Linked DNA regions of Homo sapiens: region 2 is linked to region 1. A link is an interaction called in ENCODE POLR2A ChIA-PET data of the cell type or tissue named here. Cell type or tissue: OCI-LY7. All regions are shown on one strand. Each heading gives the region's core, and the rest is flanking DNA. Links, peaks and the distances in the headings are about the cores only.

The links. Peaks named below come from ENCODE experiments on the same cell type or tissue, not always from the same donor. Only the 100,000 strongest peaks of a DNase experiment are listed, where the experiment ranks them.
Region 2: POLR2A ChIA-PET joins it to region 1 with 5 read pairs; 12 of 35 experiments call an interaction of 5 or more read pairs at or near these places.

The regions. Positions count from the first base shown.
Region 1 is chr7:26,180,791-26,186,176 of GRCh38, forward strand. It overlaps NFE2L3 (NFE2 like bZIP transcription factor 3), which reads left to right. Exons shown (of 4, transcript NM_004289.7): 3 at 2,911-2,994; 4 at 3,743-5,386. The coding sequence ends at 4,993. Among named protein-coding and RNA genes, the nearest start is that of HNRNPA2B1, 17 kb to the right of the region's middle. RefSeq lists enhancers at 19-313, 4,781-4,830, 4,851-5,080. In OCI-LY7, for the core only: no CTCF peak of the experiment used is centred there; a DNase peak (open chromatin) is centred at 4,421; H3K27ac peaks cover 1,462 bases.
Region 2 is chr7:26,238,897-26,244,282 of GRCh38, forward strand. No RefSeq gene overlaps it. Among named protein-coding and RNA genes, the nearest start is that of CBX3, 40 kb to the left of the region's middle. In OCI-LY7, for the core only: no CTCF peak of the experiment used is centred there; no DNase peak of the experiment used is centred there.

The DNA.
Region 1 (5,386 bases), core at 180-5,179:
TTTAAAATGTAATTTGACATAGGACAAACATCAATTTGGACAAAACTTTTCAGAAACATATTAATCATTCAAAGCCAGGCATTTGTGCCTAATTCTTATCAGGCTTGGTTCCTCATTGTGTTATCTCCATGTTCCTAGCCTGAGCATTTACGTCACATCTTCGTGTACTTAACACTTTTTTTTTTTTTGAGGAAGGCGGCGGGGGAGACAGGATCTCACTCTGTCACCCAGGCTAAAGTGCAGTGGCGCTGTCATGGCTCACTGCAGCCTAAACCTCCTGGGCTCAGGTGATCTCCCACTTCAGCCTCCCAAGTAACTGGGGCTATAGGTGCACACCACCATGCCCAGCTAATTTTTTGTATTTTCAGTAGAAGTGGGGTTTCACCATGTTGCTCAGGCTGGTCTCAAATTCCTGGGCTCAAGCAATCTGCCCACTTTGGCCTCCCAAAGTGCTGGGATTACAGGTGTGAGCCACTGCACCCAGCCACATTTCTTATAGTAGCTCTGACAAGATATTTCTGTTCTTTTATTGGGCTATTACTTAGTAGGTGCTTTTAAAGCTTGTTGAAATAAAACAGAAATGAGTTAGACCAGTGAATCACTGGCATTTCCATTCTTCCAGATGACAACTCTGGAAGAATATCTAGGAAATGGGGACTGGTACAATTCTAGCTACCCTTTAGAAATCAGAACCCCAGTGGGGGCCCCAAAGCTAGATATAAGATCTGAATGCACACTACCATCACCATCAAGAATCCTCGGCCAAGAGAAAGTACAGTCTGGAAAATGATATAAACACTGGTTCTTGAAAAGAAAAATGCAAAACTGCTCCCCAAAATGCTCACCTTTTAAGAATTAAAAATGACATAAATAGCCATGAGTCAGCATATGCAAAAGTCAGGATTCCTAGTCCTCTGAAAAAGACTCTAAATCAGTGTTTAAATTGTTCATAGGAACAGAATCTATAAGGCAAGAACAGACTATCATGAAAAAAGAAAAAGATCTAGAAAAGAGCCCAAATGAAATTCTAGATATGAAAAAAGTCATTTTCATTGAAAATTCAGTGGAAGTGATGTGAACAGCTAAGGAAAAGGGTAAGTTGGAAGAAAGATCTAAGAAAATTATCTAGAATATACCAGAGAAGATGCAAAATATGAAAGCAAAATTGAGACAATGATAGAAGAGAAAAATCTAAGTTACTTCTAATAGGAGTCCCAGAAGAAACTATAAAATATGAAAGATAAGCAATATTTAAAATGAGTTTATGGCAAAATATTTCCAGAAAAGTCCTCAGATTAAAGGACTACACAGAGCTCCTAACGAAAACAAATTAAGTCCTAGACATACCAGATTGAAACAGAACGTCAAGAACTAAGAAGAAACATTTTTTAAATTACCTGAGATAGAAAAGTTTCATTATAAATAACACTGAGAGCAAACTTACCAGTAGTAATAAATGCCATAAGACAGAGTACTGAGGGAAAACATTAAACCTTATATTTTTACCAGTTAACTCATCATTTAAGCATGAAGGCAAAATAATTCCATGTAGGCCGGGCATGGTGTCTCATGCCTGTAATCCCAACTCTTTGTGAGGCCAAGGCAGGTGGATCACCTGTGGTCAGTAGTTCAAGACAAGCCTGGCCAACATGGCAAAACGCCAGCTCTACTAAAAATATAAAAATTGGCCAGGCGCAGTGACACATGCCTGTAGTCCCAGCTATTCGGGAGGCTGACACACAAGAATCAATCACTTGAACCCAGGAGGCGGAGATTGCAGTGAGCTGAGATCTCACCAGTGCTCTCCAGCCTGGGCGACAGGACAAGACTGTCTCAAAATAATTCCATGTAACAAAAACTGGGTTTACTGCTCAGGTCCTCTCTAAAAAGAACTCTGAAGAGTTCTTTCAACTAGAAAGAGGCTAAAGCATAAAGGCCAGGAGTGAGATGAAGCATCGATAAATTGGTTTTAAAAAAACAAATTGGAGTAAATGTAAATAAGTATTGACTGTAAAAATATTTTTTGAGACGAGATCTCATTCTGTTAGGCTGGAGTGTGGCAGCGCTGTCACGACTCACTGCAGCCTCAACCTCCTGGACTCAGGCAGTCCTCCTGCCTCACCATCCCGGAGTAGCTGGGACCACAGGTGCACACCACCACACCCAGCTAATTTAATTTGTAGAAACGGTCTTGTTGTGTTGCCCAAGCTGGTCTCCAACTCCTGGGCTCAGGCGATCTGCCTGCTTTGGCCTCCCAAAGTGCTGGGATTACAAGCGTGAGCCACCACACCTGGCCAAAATTATATAATTGTGTAACCAACTGGGAGGGCTGGCTATGGAGGGGCAAAATAAGCTGAAACTAACAATTAGCCAAAAATTACATGGAAGTTGTTTATGGTAGGAATAGAAATACTGATTAGCTTTGGACTTTTAAGTATGCATGTTGAAATACTGAGTACCATAATCAGAGAAATAGGTCAGCTGCAGTGGCTCACGTCTGTAATCCCAGCACTTTGGGAGGCCTAGGTGGGTGGATCACTTGCGGTCAAAAGTTCGAGACCAACTTGGCCAACATGGTGAAACCCTGTCTCTACTAAAAATACAAAAATTAGCCAGACGTGGTGGTGCACAGCTGTAATCCCAGCTACTCCGGAGGCTAAGGCAGGAGAATCCTTTGAACCTGGGAGGCAGAGGGTGTAGTGAGCCGAGATTGCACCACTGCACTCCATTCTGGGCCAGAGTGAGATCCGTCTCAAAATATAATAAAAAGTAGAACTTCCAACCAAGGAACATAATAGCATAAAAATCCAGTGTGGAAATAATACCTGGTGATCCTTTAAAGATAAAGCCTAAAGCCCCAACCAGTTCAGTCTTTTATGTGAAAGATGCACTTTTTGTGTTTCTCTACAGAGACATCTGAATGGGACAGATACTTCTTTCTCTCTGGAAGACTTATTCCAGTTGCTTTCATCACAGCCTGAAAATTCACTGGAGGTAATTGGAACTTTGGCTTTTATCCTCGCAGGAACATATCTGCACTGACCTTTTGGTGAACAAATACAACTCCTTTACTTGGATGACACAGCAGTTTAAAGTAATGCTTATTTTTACAGAAGCACTTCAGCTTAGAATTAACCAAATATGTATAGCATTCCTCTTTCCAAATAATCCCAAAGGTATAATCAAATTTAGACTAGTCATGGAAAACAGCGTGGAGATTTCTCAAAAAACTAAAAGAATTATCAGGTATTTATCCAAAGGAAAGGAAATCAGTGTATCAAAGGGACACCTGCACCCCCATGTTTATTGCAGCAATATTCACAATAGCCTTGTAGTTTTAGCGCTTAGAGGCATTTAAACAGCCTCTCTCCTCCAGACTACTTCACTGTAGTTTATTATCCCTGACCCTCCACAATGTGATTACCAACCGCTAGGATGAGTTGCATCTTATTATAAAGTAGCAAATTACAAGATTGTAACATTAGACTTTTTAAGAAAATCCAGTCAGCTTTTATACTAATCCATCTTAATTTCTAGGTTACTCAGAATTCCAGGTATTCTGATTTGGACTCACATCTCGTATTGTATTGCCTGTATTTAACTAGGAAGTTACTGCCAACAGCATCTATCTCTATTAAATGTAGAGGAATTGACAAAAGAGGGGAAAGAAAGTTGTTAGGTAATAGAACTGCTTCAGAAATAGGGCTATTCATGTTTGAAGTGTTTCTCCTTCGTTTTTCAGGGCATCTCATTGGGAGATATTCCTCTTCCAGGCAGTATCAGTGATGGCATGAATTCTTCAGCACATTATCATGTAAACTTCAGCCAGGCTATAAGTCAGGATGTGAATCTTCATGAGGCCATCTTGCTTTGTCCCAACAATACATTTAGAAGAGATCCAACAGCAAGGACTTCACAGTCACAAGAACCATTTCTGCAGTTAAATTCTCATACCACCAATCCTGAGCAAACCCTTCCTGGAACTAATTTGACAGGATTTCTTTCACCGGTTGACAATCATATGAGGAATCTAACAAGCCAAGACCTACTGTATGACCTTGACATAAATATATTTGATGAGATAAACTTAATGTCATTGGCCACAGAAGACAACTTTGATCCAATCGATGTTTCTCAGCTTTTTGATGAACCAGATTCTGATTCTGGCCTTTCTTTAGATTCAAGTCACAATAATACCTCTGTCATCAAGTCTAATTCCTCTCACTCTGTGTGTGATGAAGGTGCTATAGGTTATTGCACTGACCATGAATCTAGTTCCCATCATGACTTAGAAGGTGCTGTAGGTGGCTACTACCCAGAACCCAGTAAGCTTTGTCACTTGGATCAAAGTGATTCTGATTTCCATGGAGATCTTACATTTCAACACGTATTTCATAACCACACTTACCACTTACAGCCAACTGCACCAGAATCTACTTCTGAACCTTTTCCGTGGCCTGGGAAGTCACAGAAGATAAGGAGTAGATACCTTGAAGACACAGATAGAAACTTGAGCCGTGATGAACAGCGTGCTAAAGCTTTGCATATCCCTTTTTCTGTAGATGAAATTGTCGGCATGCCTGTTGATTCTTTCAATAGCATGTTAAGTAGATATTATCTGACAGACCTACAAGTCTCACTTATCCGTGACATCAGACGAAGAGGGAAAAATAAAGTTGCTGCGCAGAACTGTCGTAAACGCAAATTGGACATAATTTTGAATTTAGAAGATGATGTATGTAACTTGCAAGCAAAGAAGGAAACTCTTAAGAGAGAGCAAGCACAATGTAACAAAGCTATTAACATAATGAAACAGAAACTGCATGACCTTTATCATGATATTTTTAGTAGATTAAGAGATGACCAAGGTAGGCCAGTCAATCCCAACCACTATGCTCTCCAGTGTACCCATGATGGAAGTATCTTGATAGTACCCAAAGAACTGGTGGCCTCAGGCCACAAAAAGGAAACCCAAAAGGGAAAGAGAAAGTGAGAAGAAACTGAAGATGGACTCTATTATGTGAAGTAGTAATGTTCAGAAACTGATTATTTGGATCAGAAACCATTGAAACTGCTTCAAGAATTGTATCTTTAAGTACTGCTACTTGAATAACTCAGTTAACGCTGTTTTGAAGCTTACATGGACAAATGTTTAGGACTTCAAGATCACACTTGTGGGCAATCTGGGGGAGCCACAACTTTTCATGAAGTGCATTGTATACAAAATTCATAGTTATGTCCAAAGAATAGGTTAACATGAAAACCCAGTAAGACTTTCCATCTTGGCAGCCATCCTTTTTAAGAGTAAGTTGGTTACTTCAAAAAGAGCAAACACTGGGGATCAAATTATTTTAAGAGGTATTTCAGTTTTAAATGCAAAATAGCC
Region 2 (5,386 bases), core at 115-5,114, 58 kb after region 1:
CCTACCAAGTATCTGGGACTATAGAGGCACGCCACCATGCCCAGATAATTTTTGTATTTTTTGTAAAGATGGAGTTTCACCATGTTGCCCAGGTTGGTCTCAAACTCCTGATCTCAAGCAATCCTCCCACCTTGGCCTCCCAAAGTGCTGGGATTACAGGTGTGAGCCACCACACACGGCCAGTATGAACTCTTAATGCAGCCATTTGAAAGAATTTTGATGAAGAACATAGAAATTGGAAAAGATAGTGTTACAAGTTGATAAACTATACTGTTCCAGATGTAGACATTGCTGATGAGAGACACTTCACAAACATTTGTCCCTTATATATTTTTCCTGTGACAGTAAGTGTTTCAGGGGCTGGAAAATTCAGGTTTTGGATCTCTTGTCTCACAATCTAGTCAAACATTGGCCAACTTTTAATCTATCTCTTTCTCAGTTTCATCATCTGTAAATGACATAACCTTGCTATTTTCAGAATATATAATACTCCGGCCACGCTGGTGGCTCATGCCTGTAATCCCAGGACTTTGGGAGGCCGAGGAGAGTTGATCACCTGATGTTAGGAGTTCAAGACCAGCCTGGCCAACATGGCGAAACCCCATCTCTACTAAAAATACAAAAATTAGCCAGGCATGGTGGTGCGTGTTTGTAATCCCAGCTACTTAGGAGGCTAAGGCAGGAGAATCGCTTGAACCCAGGAGGCAGAGGGAGCCAAGATCACACCATTGCACTCCAGCCTGGGTGACAGAGCGAGACTCCATCTCAAAAAGAAAAATAAAGAAAAAATAAAAATAAAAAACAAAATATATAATACTCTGAGGACATAAGAGCCTGCATGCAAAAAGATTTTAAAAGAGCTATTAAATAGCATTCTCCGGATCTAGGGCACTATGCTGAACGGTAGGAGACTTGGCTAAGTCATTGTTTTTAAAGCTTTTGGAAAGAGGGACTTAGAGGCCTCAGACATACCTAATTAGTGATAGAGCTAAGATCAGAATTTAGGGTATGGCTTTGTATCACCTCCAGGTTTGACCTTCACACACCAGACTTCTCTCTTAGCCATATAATTAAATAAAGAAAAATAAAAGCCTAAAATAATCTACAGAAGCCATTGTCAAATTTTCTTTCATTGGCCCAATTTTTTTTTTTTAAGAAAAGGACTACTTCATATCAGAGACTAAATAATCATATTTTCTCGTCATTGAATACTTTTCACCAACTTAGTGTCATCTATATCCATGACAACAGGCTCCAGTGCCTACTCTTGACTTCACCTTAGGAATATGGAAAAACACAAGCATAACTGAGAGAAAAAAATCCAGAAAGCTGGATTTAATACAAAGTAAAAAAGGTAAGCTTCGCACAGTCATTAGCTGTTATTATAAACACCTTCATAGTCAGCTGCAGAGTGGAGACTGAGTATTTACAGTATATTATTAAAAGCAAAGCAGGAAATGTTGTACTCAGAAATATTACTAACAACTTTTTTTCAGCCAGGTGCAGTGGCTGTTGCCTGTAATCCCAGCGCTTTGGGAGGCTGAGGTCAGAGAATCACTTGAGCCAAGGAGTTCAAGACCAGCCTGACCAACATAGGGAGACCCTGTCTCTACAAACAATTTAAAAATTAGCCAAGTGTAGTGGCATATACCTTCTACTCTAGAGGCAGAGGTAGGAGAGTTGCTTGAGCTCAGGAGGTCAAGGCTGCAGTGAGCTGAGATCACGCCACTGCATTCTAGCCTTGGTGACAGAGCAAGACCCTGTCTCACACATAAAAAAAGAAAAAGTATTTTTTATGGCCGGGCATGGTTGCTCATGCCTATAATCCCAGCACTTTGGGAGGCTGAGAGGGGAGGATCACTTGAGGTCAGGAATTCAAGACCAGCCTGGCCAACATGGCAAAGCCCTGCTCTTGGCCGGGCACAGTGGCTTATGCCTATAATCCTAGCACTTTGGGAGGCAAAGGTGGGTGGATTGCTTAAGCCCAGTAATTTGAGACCAGCTTGGGCAGTGTGGCGAAACCTCATCCCTACAAAAAATACAAAAACTTAGCTGGGTATGGTGGTGTGTGCCTGTAATCCCAGCTACTTGGGAGGCTGAGGTGGGAGGATCACATGAACCTGGGAGGCAGAGGCTACAGTGAGCTGATTGGGCCACTGCACTCCAGCCTGGACAACAGAGTGAGACCATGCCTCAAAAACAAAACAAAACCCTTCTATTAGGCAGCTTTTGTGTGTGTGTGTCTCGCTGTGTTGCCCAAGCTGGGGTGCAACTGTGCAACTTTGGCCCACTGCAGCCTACATCTCCTGGTTCAAGCAATTCTCGTGCCTCAGCGTCCTGAGTAGCTGGGATTACAGGCGTGAGCCACCATGCTTGGACTTTTTTTTTTTTGAAACAGGATCTCACTTTTTTGCTCAGGCTGGAGTGCAATGGCATGATCAAGGCTCACTGCACCCTCAACCTCCCTGGGCTCAATCAGTCCTTCTACCTCAGCCTCCCTAGTAGCTGAGACTACAGGCATGCATATCTTTTTGTAGAGGTGGGGCTTCACCATATTGCCCAGGCTATTATTAGGCATCTTGATGGGCATTTTTATTTGCTTCTTTAGTATAAATTCCTTCAAGTAAAATTGCTACCATCATGTAGTATGCACATTTTTAAGGATTTTGGAACATAATGCCAAATTATGTTTGTACATATTGTTGGAATTTACACTTCCATCATCAATGTAAACTCCTATTTATAAGCTCCAAACAATATATTTTTGTTATTTCAAAATAGAAATAAGAAATCATAAAATTGATATATGTATGTTAATTGTTAAAAAAAAAAAAAAGAAAGAAAAGTAATCAAGCTGTACCAAAGTGAAAACCAGTAGACAGTAAAAGCCCTGCTTCTCCCAACCCTACTCCCTAATTTTTTGTCAATATCTTTCTAGGACTTTTTCAGATAATAACGTAGAGATAGATAGATGATAGATGGATTAAAAAAAAAAGAGCACACACTTGCAAGAAAGTGCAGTAGACACAAAGATACATATATTGGTTTTTTAGAACAAAAATAAAAACATATATGTTATTTCATAACTGCTTTTTACTTTTATTATTTTATTTTTTGAGACAGAGTCTGGCTTTGTTGCTTAGGCTGGAGTGCACTGGCGTTATCTGGGCTCACTGCAACCTCCACCTCCTGGGCTCAAGTGAGCCTCCTGAGTAGCTGGGACCACAAGCGGATGCCACCACACCTAGTTAATTTTTGTATTTTTAGTAGAAACTGGGTTTTGCCATGTTGGCCAGGCTGGTCTCAAATTCCTGGGCTTAGGAGATCCGCCCACCAACGTATTTGCCAAAATAGGCACTTTTTGTCTTTTTAATTGTTGCCAAACAGATAGGTCAAACTAACAAACAAAAGTCCCAGTTCCTCATTTTATTTTGTTTTTTAATTACTACTTTATTCTATATGCATTTGAGAGAGCCAATAAAACTTTGCTGACCAGCATGAGGGCTGGAGTTGAGGGAGGAGACTGAGAGACAGAAAGACCAGGAGAGGGAACCTGGCCCTGATGCTCATGAATGAATGAATGATCTGCCAAGTATACCCTGGGATGGAGTGGGATAGTTCATTCACATCTACCATGACCTGGCTTTTTTTTTTTTTTTTATTCTGTAGAATAATTCCTTTTCCCCTAAAGAAAATCATGTACATGGTTTAAAAAAAAAATCAAACATTACTCATGTTTACATAGTAAAAATCAAGTGTCCTTGTCTTAAGACTGCCAGGACCAGGGGCAGTGGCTCATGCCTATAATCCCAGCACTTTGGGAGGCCGAGGCAGGCGGATCACCTGAGGTCAGGAGTTTGAGACCAGCCTGGCCAACATGGCAAAACCCTGTCTCTGTTAAAATACAAAAATTAGCCAAGCGTGGTGGCACACGCCTGTAATCCCAGCTACTCAGGAGGCTGAGGCAGGAGACTCGCTTGAACCCAGGAGGTGGAGGTTGCAGTGAGCCAAGATCATGCCACTGTACTCTAGCCTGGGCGACAGAGCAAGACCCTGCCTCCAAAAAAAAAAAAAAAAAGATTGCCAGACTTAGACCCTGTCTTCCCTCCCTCTCTCTAGGTCTAATATTACTACTACTACTAATAATAACTCACATTTTTTGAGTTACTATGTGCCAGAAACAAAATTTCCTAGACTTAGTAATTCATTCAAATTCCCTACAACTTTCTGAATATGAATATGTACTGTTTATGATCCTAATTTTTTCAGATAAGAATATTGTATCACAAAGAAGTTAAATAACTTGCCCGAAGTTGCACAACTTATAAGCAATGGAGCTGGAATTCAAACCCAGATGGTCTGGTTCCCCAGCCTGTTTGCTTAATTTAATCCACATTACCCTAAATTATTTTCATTGTAGTGGGGTGGGAATTTCTGGATACAAAGAGACAGGAGTCAAAAGGTTTTGCATGATTCCCTATCATAGGTGATACTAAGCAGATCTTATCTACCTGGTCCCTGAGCTGGTGTGATTCCCAAGTGGTTTGCCCACAGCTGCCAACTATCATCATTTCTCCTATGTCTTTCCTGGGTTGTGTAAGCACAGGGATAGTCTCTCTATATAATTATAAACCAAGTAGTCAAAATTCACCTTGAAAGTCATTTCTTTTCAGTTTGTAACTAACTCATTTTTTATTAGCTAATATTCTATTTATTTATTTAACCAATCCTCTGGTGATGGACATTTATATTGTTTCCAAACAACGCTATAGTGAATCTCTTTGGATATAAATCTTCTGCATAAAGGATTTATGCATAAGTAAAATCTACACCATATTCCTAACAGTGAAATTGTTACATGAAAAGTTATATGCATTTTAAAATTTAACAGACTGTACTTTTTTTTTTTGATACGAGGATCTCACTCTGTCACCCAGGCTGGAGTGCAGTGGTGTGAGGCTCACCACAGCCTCGACCTCCCCAGGCTCAGGTGATCCTCCCACCTAAGCCCCCTGAGTAGCTGGGACTACAGGCATGTGCCACTACACCCGGCTAATTTTTTTGTATTTTAATAGATATGGGGTTTTGCCGTGTTGCTCAGGTTGGAACTCCTGGGCTCAAACGACCCGCCTGCCTTAGCCTCCCAAAATGCTGGGATTATAGGCAGCCGGACAAAGGAAGCTCCTCAGCCTCCAGTCGCCTCTCTGTGCATGCACCTCGGTCACTGGTCTCGACTAATGGTTTCTCCGGGAGCCCAGTTAACAGGGAAAAATTCGCATGGCCTCTCGGTTTCTTCGGTCCGAAAATCCAACGTTGGTCCAAGAAGGCTCTGGTGTGTGCCAGGCACTCACTGATCATCTGGTCTTACGGAGACGCCTCTAAGCCA